2 separate regions of the Homo sapiens genome follow, and region 1 is linked to region 2. A link is a contact called in ENCODE Hi-C or POLR2A ChIA-PET data. All regions are on one chromosome and are shown on one strand. The core of a region is the stretch at or near the end of the contact, and the rest is flanking DNA. Distances in the headings are between cores, read along the strand shown.

The links. Hi-C counts contacts between places; a loop is a spot of excess contacts on that map. ChIA-PET counts read pairs that join two places held with the same protein, here RNA polymerase II (POLR2A). Pooled maps may share reads with other maps.
Region 1: a pooled map shows a loop between it and region 2 (2.8-fold over the local background). The contact joins two enhancer-like sites. A Hi-C loop is called at or near these places in 1 of 168 maps with a recorded cell type or tissue (sciatic nerve) and 2 of 50 pooled maps. POLR2A ChIA-PET finds 5 or more read pairs at or near these places in 9 of 52 experiments (AG04450, GM12878, H1 and 4 more).

Annotation. Positions count from the first base shown.
Region 1 is chr1:26,995,355-27,001,191 of GRCh38, reverse strand. TRNP1 (TMF1 regulated nuclear protein 1) reads right to left here. Exons shown (of 2, transcript NM_001013642.3): 2 at 306-1,345. Among named protein-coding and RNA genes, the nearest start is that of TRNP1, 4.6 kb to the right of the region's middle. RefSeq lists enhancers at 1,097-2,296, 3,078-3,197, 3,208-3,267, 3,220-3,514, 3,025-3,630. Within about 2 kb of position 3,356, at least 15 of the 41 ENCODE cell types and tissues checked have a DNase peak (open chromatin) inside an H3K27ac peak, as active enhancers do.
Region 2 is chr1:27,107,905-27,113,945 of GRCh38, reverse strand. It overlaps SLC9A1 (solute carrier family 9 member A1), which reads left to right. Exons shown (of 12, transcript NM_003047.5): 2 at 1-120; 3 at 4,169-4,419. Among named protein-coding and RNA genes, the nearest start is that of SLC9A1, 44 kb to the left of the region's middle. RefSeq lists enhancers at 1-427, 1,512-1,581, 1,489-1,990, 1,922-2,001 and a silencer at 3,669-3,873. Within about 2 kb of position 1,750, at least 32 of the 41 ENCODE cell types and tissues checked have a DNase peak (open chromatin) inside an H3K27ac peak, as active enhancers do.

The sequences.
Region 1 (5,837 bases), core at 2,107-4,606, 110 kb after region 2:
GATCTCCCAGGCTGGTCTCGAACTCCTGAGCTCAAGCAACCCTCCTGCCTCAGCCTCCCAAAGTGCTGGGATTACAGGTGTGATCCACCATGCCAGGCCAGAATAGCCTATGTTTAAAACACTTCCCAGTTTGAGTGTGCCATCTCCTGCTTAGACACCGACTGACAAAACAGGTCCATATGGTCGCCAGCACAGTCACACTAGTCACACAACCCCCACAGGCCATGGTGCTGCCATGTTGTCACCAGTTCGCACAACCCTCCTTGGTGTCACACAGTCTCACATGTGCATTCTCATCCCTGAGCTCCGTCATCACATCCTTTAATGAGGAAGACTTCCTGAGGAGGGGGGTAAGAGCAGGCGGCTGTGAGTCAGGTCAAGGGAGAATTGGTCTGCAAATCAAAGTCAACAGGGCCAGACTGCCAAACGAAACTAAATACAAGCTGCTCCAGGAACCGTCAACTTAAAGAGCCATAATAGACACAGAGGAAAGGCAGCAAGGGCACTTGCAAAGTGAACCTCAGAACCCCATGCATTTGCCTTACATTATGGAAATTTATTCCTCCTGAATGTATAAGGCAGGAGACTAATTCAATATACATTCACTATGCAGAATTCTACAAGTTCTGGGCTATGTGTAAATGTGCCCCCCTTCCCTCCATTATCAGGATGTTTAAATGTGTTTCCTTTTTTTCATTTAAAACTTTGCTTAGATGTTTTACATTGCCATCACCTCTTCCTGAGAAAAAGGTGTGTCCCCCACCCCAACCCCTAGGAGCCAGCAGACTATCTTTCTGAGGGGCCACAAGCACACTCCCACGTGGAGAACAAGGGCAGTGGATGAAGGGAACGGGGATTTTTCAAACTAATGTTTTCCCTCAAACAGGCCTCCCGGCGCCGTTAGACTTGAAGCAATGACATCTATTAAAATGGGGACCCCAGCTGGGGGTTAAGAATGTTGTTTAAGAATGATGACGATATCTTGAAAAGAAATTCTTGGCTGGGGATGGGGTAGGGGGAAAGGGAAAAAAAATAAATTATTTTGACTTTCCCATTGGCAATGCTTGCTACGCTTAATCTGATTGCATCTCAGGGACCTGTAGCAACATCTCCAATTGTACAGTGTAAGCCAAAGTCAAATGTGGGGTATATGAAGAAATTCAGAGCATCAGCCAGTTCTCCAGAACCAGCCCCTTGCCACTGTAAAGTGAAAGGCTCCTGTGAGGAGGGCGCTGGGATTGTGTAAGGTCAATTCTCAACGTCTTCCTGAAGGCAGTGCCCAGGGAGAAAGCCGAATCCAGAGGTCCAGATCCATAGAGTGGAGGTTCTGAGGAGTTGGAAGGAGCTGGAAAGAATAATTCCAAGAGCTTTAATGGCCTCTTTCCCACAGCCACCCAGCCCCACCCAAGCCCTTCAACTTGAAATCTGCCTGAAGGGGGCGGGGGCATTGTGGAGAGAAGATGCAGGAGGCAATAGTATGGAATGGGACTCCTGGGGAAGCAGAGGTTCCCTTGGGCCTTTGTCCTTGGCTGGGATCCCCTAGCCTGAGCAGTTAGAATGGAATGTTCCTGGGATGAAAAGCCTGCCCCTCCTCCACTTCTCCCCTTATGGAGTTCCCCAGGGCCCATTCCAGGGATTCCTGATATGGTGATGCTCTAGAGAAGCAGAGGCCCACGCTGCCTGGGGGTTCTGTCCTGGCGGCCTCTCCAGGGCTGGGCAAATTGGTTCCATCATTTACGGATCTCTACTATGTGCCAAGTACTTAGTATGACTTTTCATTTAATACTCAAGTTTTCTTTTTCTTTTTGAGACGAAGTTTTGCTCTTGTTGCCCAGGCTGGAGTACACTGGCGCGATTTCGGCTCACCGCAACCTCCGCCTCCCAGGTTCAAGCGATTCTCCTGTCTCAGCCTTCGGAGTAGCTGGGATTACAGGGGTATGCCACCACGCCCGGCTAATTTTTGTATGTTTAGTAGAGATGGGATTTCACCCTGTTAGCCAGCCCAGATCTACAGGGAGAGGAGGCAGCCCTCCAAGGCAAGCCCTTGGGAGGCTTGAGCCCTGAGCATCCTTGGCCCACCCTCCTCAGAAGCCAGGTTGCTGACTCAGCCTGACTCACCCCCAGGGCCCAGCCAGGTTGGGGTGTGCCCAAACTCTGGGAGGGGCACCTTCTGCCACCCCTCCAGCATCTCATGTCCCTTCCAATACCCAAGGACCAAGGGTCACTATACACAGCCTTGAATGTGGGAGCCCAGATATCCCCCTAAACGGACCTCTCTTTAGCCTGATAAATGAATCACCATATATCCTAATGTTTAAGAGATCCCTCACTTATAGCTCCTATGTCTTTGGGCAAGTCACCCGCCCTCCCTCTCTGTTTCTTCACCTGTGGAAATGGGAATAATAACCCTTACTTTGCAGAGTGGTTGGGAGAACCGGAACAGATTAATGGGTGTAAAGTGCTCAGGGGCCTGGCATAGAGGAGGTGGTTAAGATATTATTCCAGAACCAAGAGTTCCCTTCCCCCATCGCCCCTGGCCAGGGTGCAGTCAAGGACCAATGGGGGAAGAAGTAGGTTGGGGATCTCCAGGCTTTCCCAAATACCTCCTCCTGCACCGCTCTCATGACAGCAGGCCTCTCCTTCAGCTCTGAGAAGCCTAAGCACCCGAGTTGTTCTTGAAGAACCCACCAACAGGGGAGCGGCTGCAGGCTTGGACCACCTTGGCCAGGTTCTGTGGCTCCAGCCTAATCTCTAAGAGGCAACACTGGCCACCACTGGCAGTGGGACCCTGGGTTCTGATCAATTAGTGTAACAAATCTGTGAATACAAAATAACTCTGGTCTTTTATCCTGATAGTGACCCCAACAAGGGCTACCTGTCTTTTCTGGAAGTCTTTCCTAATGGGTCTTCTCCCTGGGGTTCCAGGCTCAGCCCAACCAAAGGAGCTTCCTTTGCTCCCCCCTTTTTTTTTCAGTAGAGGCGGGGTTTCACCATGTTAGTCACGATGGTCTCGATCTCCTGACCTCGTGATCCGCCCGCCTCAAACTCCCAAAGTGTTGGGAGTACAGGTGTGAGCCACCGCACCCGGCCTTGCTCCCCTTTCAAAGAGGGTTCCCGCCCCTAGGGAGCCGGTGATGGGCACAGCTCTGGCCTCTAGTCCCACTCCACCCAGGAAGCTATCCCCAGAACTACACTCCCACTCTAGGGCTGCGCTGACCGCGACTACCCTGCTCGTTCTCCCAGGCCCCTGCAGCTCAAGGTCTAGGAAGCCCCGGGGACTACCGGGCAAAGGGATGATTGGGGGCAGGAACAATAAAGGACTGAACCTCCTCCAGGCCACACCCCTTCGTCTCGAGAAAGCAGCCCCACACTGCCCTCTGGTGGCAACGCTCACATGGTTATCCAGTTGAGGGGCAGGTCCCAGATTAGAACCTTGAACTGGTCTCCCAGCCCCAAGCACCAGCCTGAAGAAAGGCTCCTGTTCCCCCCTCATTTCCCTTTGCTGAGATATAAATTCATTGGTGGCCGTCAGTGTCCTCAATGCACAGGTCCCCCAAGATCCCTGTACTCAGTCCTGTCCCCAGAGCTGGGGGCCACCAAGAAAGTGTTCTGAAAGTCATGTGGGGAAAAGGGGTGGGTCAGCCTTCTGTCCGAGGCTAGAGCTGGCCTCCAACAAACTGCTCAGCCCCCAAGGGATCCCCTGGGATGGTGACAGCCAGAAAAGCCTGCCTGGAAAAGAGCCAGGAGACATAAGCCCTTAAAAGTAGAGACCCTCCTCTGATTTGGCTCTGCTTTCTGAGCCCCTATCAATATTTGCTAATTAAGAAGAAAATGGAGGCAGACGGGTGAGCTTTTTTTTTTTTTTTTTTTTTTCTTGAGACACAGTCTTGCTCTGTTGCCCAGGCTGGAGTGCGGTGCAACCTCCACCTCCCGAGTTCAAGCAATTCTTTCTCAGCCTCCCGAGTAGCTGGGATTACAGGCACCTGCCACCACGCCCAGCTAATTTTTGTTATTTTTAGTAGAGAAGGGGTTTCACTATGTTGGCCAGCCTGGTCTTGAACTCCTGACATCAAGTGATTGGCCCTCGTGGGCCTCCCAAAGTGCTGGGATTACAGGCATGAGCCACCGCACCCAGCCTGAATAAAGCCAGACGGGTGAGCTTCTAGAGGGGGCCCTGGAGGGTCAGGCAGGTGTGGGAGGTGCCTTTTGTTAGTTGGCTATGTGGTAATGGACATAGCACTAACTAGGAGCTGGGGTTCAAGTCTACATGTGTGTGCCCTGGCCAGGAAGCTTGATGAGGAGCAGTGGGACATCTGGAAGTGGAGGGAGGGGGCAGAGCTGCCTGTGACACCAGGACCAATCTCCATTTACTACCCTCTACTTCACACACACACACACACTAGCCAGTGTCGTCTCTAATTCTCTACTCACCCACCCCACCCCCAAATCGGGACAAGCTGATTACAAATAAATCCTGGAGAAAGCCAAAACTGTGATGGCACCGAGCACTTTACACCATTAGCTAAAAGCTTCTCCGGACCAAGTGCCCCCTCCCATGCAACCCAGAAAACAAATGGTCCTGGCTGCAGCCCAGCACCAAGGCCTGAGCTCAGCTCTTTCCAAGATGTCCTGTCCTCTCTAAGCCTCTAGACCCCAAATGACCCAAGTGGCTTTGGAAGGTGTTCCCTGTTTGGAAAGACCAGAGGATGGCATTGCCCCCTTCATTACTTCCCTGGGGTTCCCTAACTTTGTCAGAGGCTCTGAGACTCCCTCCTGAACCTCCCTTCCCCAGCTAAGAAAGGGTTCAGGAAAGCCTTGCTGTTAGCCGAGAAACCAGCCAAAAAGTTTGGTATCCAGGGAGAAGGGCTGATGAGGGAGGATCCCATAAGGGCCCCAAGCCTCAGCCTATCAGAGCAGTGCACCTGACCCTCCCAGATTCCTGTGGAAGGAAGCATCCTCCCCACTTCACCCCATTCCCAAGCCCTGACTCAAGGAGGGACTGAGGAAAGAGGCCCAGAGAGGGGGCAGAGTTGTTCTAAGTCACAGAGCAGACAGGATCCAGAGGACAACTCTCCCTAGCCCCTGCCCAGGGTACTGTGGGAGGTGCACACACAGGCCAGGGACCTTGATTCTTCCCTCACTGGCATGTGACCTTGAGAAATCCCCTCTCCACCCTGCAAAAGTAGGACTTTAAATTAGCTCATGGCTCTATCAGCAAAAGCAGTGCCTGTTTCCAGGTGTGAGTTAAAATAATACATTATCAGCCAGGTGCAGTGGCTCACACCTGTAATCCCAACACTTTGGGAGGCCGAAGCGGACAGATCACCGGAGGTCGGGAGTTCAAGAACAGCCTGACCAACATGGAGAAACCCGGTCTCTACCAAAAATACAAAATGAGATGGGCATAGTGGCACATGCCTGTAATCCCAGCTACTTGGGAGGCTGAGGCAGGAGAATCGCTTGAATCCGGGAGGTGGAGGTTGCAGTGAGCCAAGATCGCACCATTGCACTTCAGCCTGGGCAACAAGAGCGAAACACTGTCTCAAAACAAACAACAACAACAAAAAAATTATCTTTCCATGATTTAGTGAGGAAGAAGAAGGACCTCTGCCCTGGGTTAACGTCACCACAGCCCCTCTGGGAGGTTAAGAGATCCACTTCGCAGACTGATAAGTGAGAGTGAAATTAACTCAGCTGGTGAGCAGCAATGTGGTAGCCAGGTCATTCACAGTGGGGACAGAGGAATGGGAGACTGAAGGGCATCTGGACAGGAAGAGAAGCAGATCTCACCTCAGATCTGGCTCTTTAAGGCCCCCCTTTCTGGAAGCTGATACCAC
Region 2 (6,041 bases), core at 501-3,000:
AGCATCATCTCGGCCGTGGACCCCGTGGCGGTTCTGGCTGTCTTTGAGGAAATTCACATCAATGAGCTGCTGCACATCCTTGTTTTTGGGGAGTCCTTGCTCAATGACGCCGTCACTGTGGTGAGGAGGCCAGGGGCCATGCCCATGTCCAAACGGTACAAACCCAAATCCAGGCCCACCAGTGAATCCCTCATCCACCCGCTAATAACAGTAATAAAAACAGCTGAGGCACATTCCCGCTTCCCGTATGCCAGGCACCATGCTGAGCCCTTCGGCATGGATTATCTCATTTAAGTCCTCATGGCTGCCTTAAGAGGTGCTTATTATTCTCATTTTCCAGGGGAGACACAGGCCCAAAGAAGTTAAATAACCTGTTGGAGTATGAACCAGTTTGTGATTGAACCAGGTCTGACTGACTCCAGGGCCTAAGCTCTTGGTTTTGCTAGGTTATATGCTCCCTCCTTGACTTGACTTGCTTTTTGTTTTTTAAGAGACAGGGTCTTGCCCTGTCTTCTAGGCTGGTGAACTGGTACGGTCATAACTCACTGCAGCCTCAAATACCTGGGCCTGAGATCCTCCTGCCTCAGCCTTCCGAGTGGCTAGGACTACAGGCATGCACCACCACACCCGGCTAATTTTTTAAATTTTTTGTGGAGATGGGGTTTGACCATGTTGCCCAGGCTGGTCTTGAACTCTTGGCCTCAAACCATCCTCCTGCCTCGGCCTCCCAAAGTGCTGAGATTACAGACCTAAGCCAACAAGCCTGGCCCTTCTCTTGCATTTTGATGTGAGCTTGGGCAAATTACTTACACTCTCTGTGCCTCAGTTCCCTCTTCACAGACCATATCATCTGTGAGGGGCCTTTCAGCTCTCATGTTGGCTATATCTTAAGTTAGAATTCGGTTTGTGCACAGTTTTTGGGCGGAGATTATGGAAAGGGGCCTTGTCTCCAAAACATCTAGAAGGTGATAAGTAAAAGAAGTTGGCCACTTGCTTGCTGTGTGACCTTAAGCAAATGCTATACCTCTGTGGCCCTCACCTTTTTTTTTTTTTTTTTTTTTTGAGATGGAGTCTTGCTCTGTCTCCCAGACAGGAGTGCAGTGACGCAAGCTCAGCTCACTGCAACCTCCGCCTCCCAGGTTCAAGCAATTCTCCTGCCTCAGCCTCCCAAGTAGCTGGGATTACAGGCGTGTGTCACCATGCCCAGCTAATTTTTGTGTTTTTAGTAGAGACTGGGTTTCGCCATGTTGGCCAGGCTAATCTCGAACTCCTGACCTCAGGTGATCCGCCCACCTCAGCCTCCCAAAGTGCTGGGATTACAGGCATGAGCCACTGCGCCCAGCCAGCCTCACCTTTGATAGCTGCAAAGTGGCAGAGGATTAGTGCTTTCCTCCAGGGTCTGCACGTGGTAGCACCATATACACCTGCACATGCCCTTCCTCCCAGCTGGTTTCCTTGGGAAACAGATGTGTGCATGTGCATGCTCACGTTGTGTTGTGAGAACACTCCCACCCCCTCCTGAGCTGTCCCGCTCAGAGCAGCTGCACACACAGGAAAGCTCAAGGGCACATGTGCATTCCCAGGCCATGACTCCCTCCTCTGCAGCCCCAGCCTTCAGGAAGCAGCACCTCAGAGTAGAGACAGACTGTGGTGTTCAGCTGCTGGCAGCCTCAGCTTCCTGTTCCTCCCACGCCTCCTCATGGGGCTGGGTAGAATAGCCTGACCTGAGCAGGCAGGCCTCCATCCTGGCTTCCTCTAGCACTAGCTCTTGCCCAGGGTTACCACATGAGCCTGAGTTTCCCCATCTGTGACACAGGGATTGCAGTACTCAGCCTGTCATCCTCCCAGGCTTCTTACAGGATTACTTACATTAGTGAGTCATACTCACTAATGTCTGTGAAGCCAGTGAGTGCCAAAGATAAAGCCCTCTCCAGTGGGATCTGGGTGTTGGGGTTCAGGTGAGCACTGCTGTGGAGCTTGGGGCATGGTTGCATCAAGCAGGTAACAGACCCAGCCATTTGTGGACCCATGGTCATGTCTCCCAAAGGCAGTGGCAGCGGTGGTAGTGATTGCTGGTGTTCATTGGGTGCTTCCTGTCTGAATGTGTATTGCCTCATTTTTATTTATTTATTTAGAGACAGAGTCTCCTGTCACACAGACAGTGTCACTCAGGAGTGCAGTAGCACAATCATAGCTCACTGCACCCTCAAACTCCTCAAATGATCATCCCCTCTTAGCCTCCCAAGTAGCTGGGACTGCAGGTGCTGGCCATCACACCCAGCTAATTTATTTATTTATTTATTTATTTATTTTGTAGATATGGGGTCTCATTATGTTGCCTGGGCTGGTCTCAAGCTCCCGGGCACAAGCGATGCTCCCTCTTTGGCCTCCCAAAGTGCTGAGATTACAGGCGTGAGCCACTGTGTCTGGCCTATGTTGCCTCATTTAATCTATACAGTAACTCCATGAGGTTGACACAGTTATATTCCAGTTTTTTTGCGATGAGGAAACTGAGGAACGGAGAGGTTACATAAGCCTGATATATGATATAGCTGAGGTTCAAATCCGTAGTCTGAGTCCAAAGCCCAAGTGCTTACCACTGTGTTACTCTGTTTCTCTATAGTTCCAGGGGTAATAGCACCAGGCCAGAAAGGAGGACTTTCCCCTCTGTGCCGACTCCATGGGCCCATGTGGTAGACCATGAGGACCCATGAATCCCCTCAGGCCAGGAATGAGTTTAGCCCACGGCTGAGTACGCACCTGCTAAGAGGCTGTCTGCCGCTGGAGCCCTGTCCTATCCCCCAGACAGCTGGGGCCAGGCCGCACCAGGCCTGGCCAGTGCTCTGCATCTCCCCTTGCTGCCTGGCCCAAGTCAGGTCTTTCTGGAGCTCTTGGCATAGGTGTGAGTGCCCCATTTCCCAGAGAGTAAAGCCAGAGGCTGACCCTGAGCTGCCTGGTCTCAGGTCTGTGCCCTAGACAGGTCACTCCTCACGGTCCATTCCTCCTGCTCCAGGTCCTGGGGGCTTTGGAGGGTTCCCTGTCATGGATCCTCACGTCCTTCCCTCCCTTCCCCCAGGCCTGGAAACTCCCTGCTCCTTCCTGGCAGAGCTGTCTAGGACAGACTTGAGTAGGCCAGGCAGCTCAGGGACCTAGCAATAGGAGGGGCAGATCCTCAAAGCTGAGCCTGCTGGGGAGGCCTCAGCCATGGCTGTCAGGGAATAAGTTCTGGGCCCAGTTCTTCTGCTCCTGGGCTGGGGGCCCCCTGGCGTGTTGTTTTACCACTGTGAGCCTCGGTTTAGCAAAGGAGCATCCTTGACCCACCTGCCTCGCATGGTTGTTGAGTGTCGACTCAGATAAAGACTATCAAAGGGCTTTACAGTGTATGAAGTGCCACTTAAACATCTGATGGTAGTGTTGCAATGACCATCTATTTCCCAGTCCAGGAGACAGGGATGCCTTAGCCTCTAATTCCATAGCATCTGAACTTGGCTGTTCATTGCAACCCCTGGGGTGCTTGTTACATAGAGATTTCTTGGCCCTATCCCAGAGAGTCCAAGTCCAGTATGGCCTGAACATGTGTATTTTCAGAAAGCTCCAGAGGTTAAGAAATGACATTCTAGTTCATTGTGTGAACGTCCCTTTTTTGTGCTGAAGGAGGGACTGAAACCCAGTGATGGGCATGACGTGCCCAAGGTCAGGCAGTGAGAGGCAGACTTGATAGCACCAGATGTGGCTAACACTGCATCAGGTAAGGCTCCGAGCACTTGATTCGCTGATTTAGTCCTCACAGCAGTCCTAAGATTTGGTATTATTATCCTCATTTTATAGACAGGAAAACTGAAACACAGGGAGATGAATTTGCTTCCTGTACACAACTCAGGAGTGGCAGAGCCAGGATTCCAGTCCAGGCAGTTTGGCTTCAGGGTCTTCACAGAGCTTCCCAGGGCCCACCCTTCACCAGTGGGGCACGTGGCTGGCCCAGAGCAAGCCCCTCAGCCCCAGGCTGAGGTTTTGAGCACCTGCTTGGCACTAGGGTTTCTCTGCTACCGTGTGGCCTCTTCTTGTGGCCATGGTTAACGGAGGGGACAGGATTGCCCTGGGTGGACCCCAGGGAACCGTGGGGCCAGGGCCCTCTCCTCCCACCCACCAGCCTGCACACCCTCCCCAGGTCCTGTATCACCTCTTTGAGGAGTTTGCCAACTACGAACACGTGGGCATCGTGGACATCTTCCTCGGCTTCCTGAGCTTCTTCGTGGTGGCCCTGGGCGGGGTGCTTGTGGGCGTGGTCTACGGGGTCATCGCAGCCTTCACCTCCCGATTTACCTCCCACATCCGGGTCATCGAGCCGCTCTTCGTCTTCCTCTACAGCTACATGGCCTACTTGTCAGCCGAGCTCTTCCACCTGTCAGGCATCATGGCGTGAGTCTGCGTGCAGCAGGCAGTGGGCTTGGCGGGGTGGGGGCGGGGGCTGCCAGCTTGGATTCCCCAGGCTCGTAGGTTCACGGAGCTCCCAGGGCCCAGCCTTGAGCTCCAGGGATGAGACATGAACTCCAGGCTCCAGACCTGCTTGGTAGCCATTTAAATGGCCAAGGGCATCAGTGGCTTCCTAGAAGAGGAGCACTTCTGCAGCGCCCCCTGGGGTCCAGGAATCGGGAGAGGGCATTTCAGGCTATGAGCAGATGAAGCAAGAATGACCTGCATGAAGGCAAGCCCAGGGTATAGGAGAGCAGAGCCTTGGAAGCCACTAAGCTTCAGGTTGAGGAAAGCCACAGCCCTGCTACTTCATTGTCTCAAAGGGAGTCCCCTCAGCAGCCCCAGTAGGAGGCTCACCAGGCCTGAGTCCTGGCGGTCCTGAGGTCTCCACCGGGTCTGGAAATGGGGAGAATGGGATGTGGGGAGGCAGTGAGGGGTGAAGGTGTTCCAGTGCCGAGCAAGGCAGAACTGGGGTTCAGAGCCCCTGGCTCCCAGGAGCAGAGCCCGGGTGTGAGCACTGGGCTGGGAGGACTCCGAGCTCCAAGCAGCTGCTTGGAACAAAGCTCCCTGTGGAGACCCCTGTGTAATGGCAGATGCCACGCTTGAGGGGAATGAACCCAGGAGACCATGGGTCTGTGTCATTGACTCCTATTGGGTCAAGAGGCAGTGTGGCCTTGGGGCAAAGGTGCAGGCTTTGGAGTTGGACACTGTGGTTTGTGTGTCTTGGCTTTGCTGCCTGCAGGCAGCGTGACAGGGGAGAGGTGACTATTTCTCTTAGAGTCAGATCTCTCATTTTTTTATTTGAGACGGGGTCCCACTCTTGTCACCCAGGCTGGAATGCAGTGGCACGATCTCAGCTCATTGCAGCCTCTGAGTTCGAGATTCTCCCACTTCAACCTCTCAATTAGGTGGGATTACAGGTGCCCACCACCACACCTGGCTAATTTTTGTATTTTTAGAAGAGACTGCATTTCACTACATTGGCCAAGCTGGTCTCGAATACCTGGCCTCAAGTGATCCGCCTTTGTCGGCCTCCCAAAGTGCTGGGATTACAGGCGTGAGCCACCGTGCCCAGCCAAGATCACTCATTTTAAAAATGGAGGAATAGGGCCGGGCATGCGCTCGTCGCCTGTAATCCCAGCACTTTGGGAGGCCAAGGCGGGTGGATTACAAGGTCAGGAGTTCAAGACCAGCCTGGCCAAGATGGTGAAACCCCGTCTCTACTAAAAATACAAAAAAATTAGCCAGGCGTGGTGGCGGGCACCTGTATTCCCAGCCACTCGGGAGGCTGAGGCAGAGAATTGCTTGAACCCGGGAGGCGGAGGTTGCAGTGAGCCAAGATCGCGCCACTGCTCTCCAGCCTGGGTGACAGAGTGAGACTCGTCTCAAAAAAAAAAAAAAAAAAAAAAATGGAGGAATACACCGTGTCTATAGGGTTGATGTGAGGATGAGTGGCAAGAGGGTGTAAAGCACACAGCGGGCCCCTGGCCCATAGAGGAGCTTGGGACATGGGCACCTTGGTCGTGGCCCCATTGCCCCTGGCAGTGGAGGGGCTCGAGCAGGTGCAG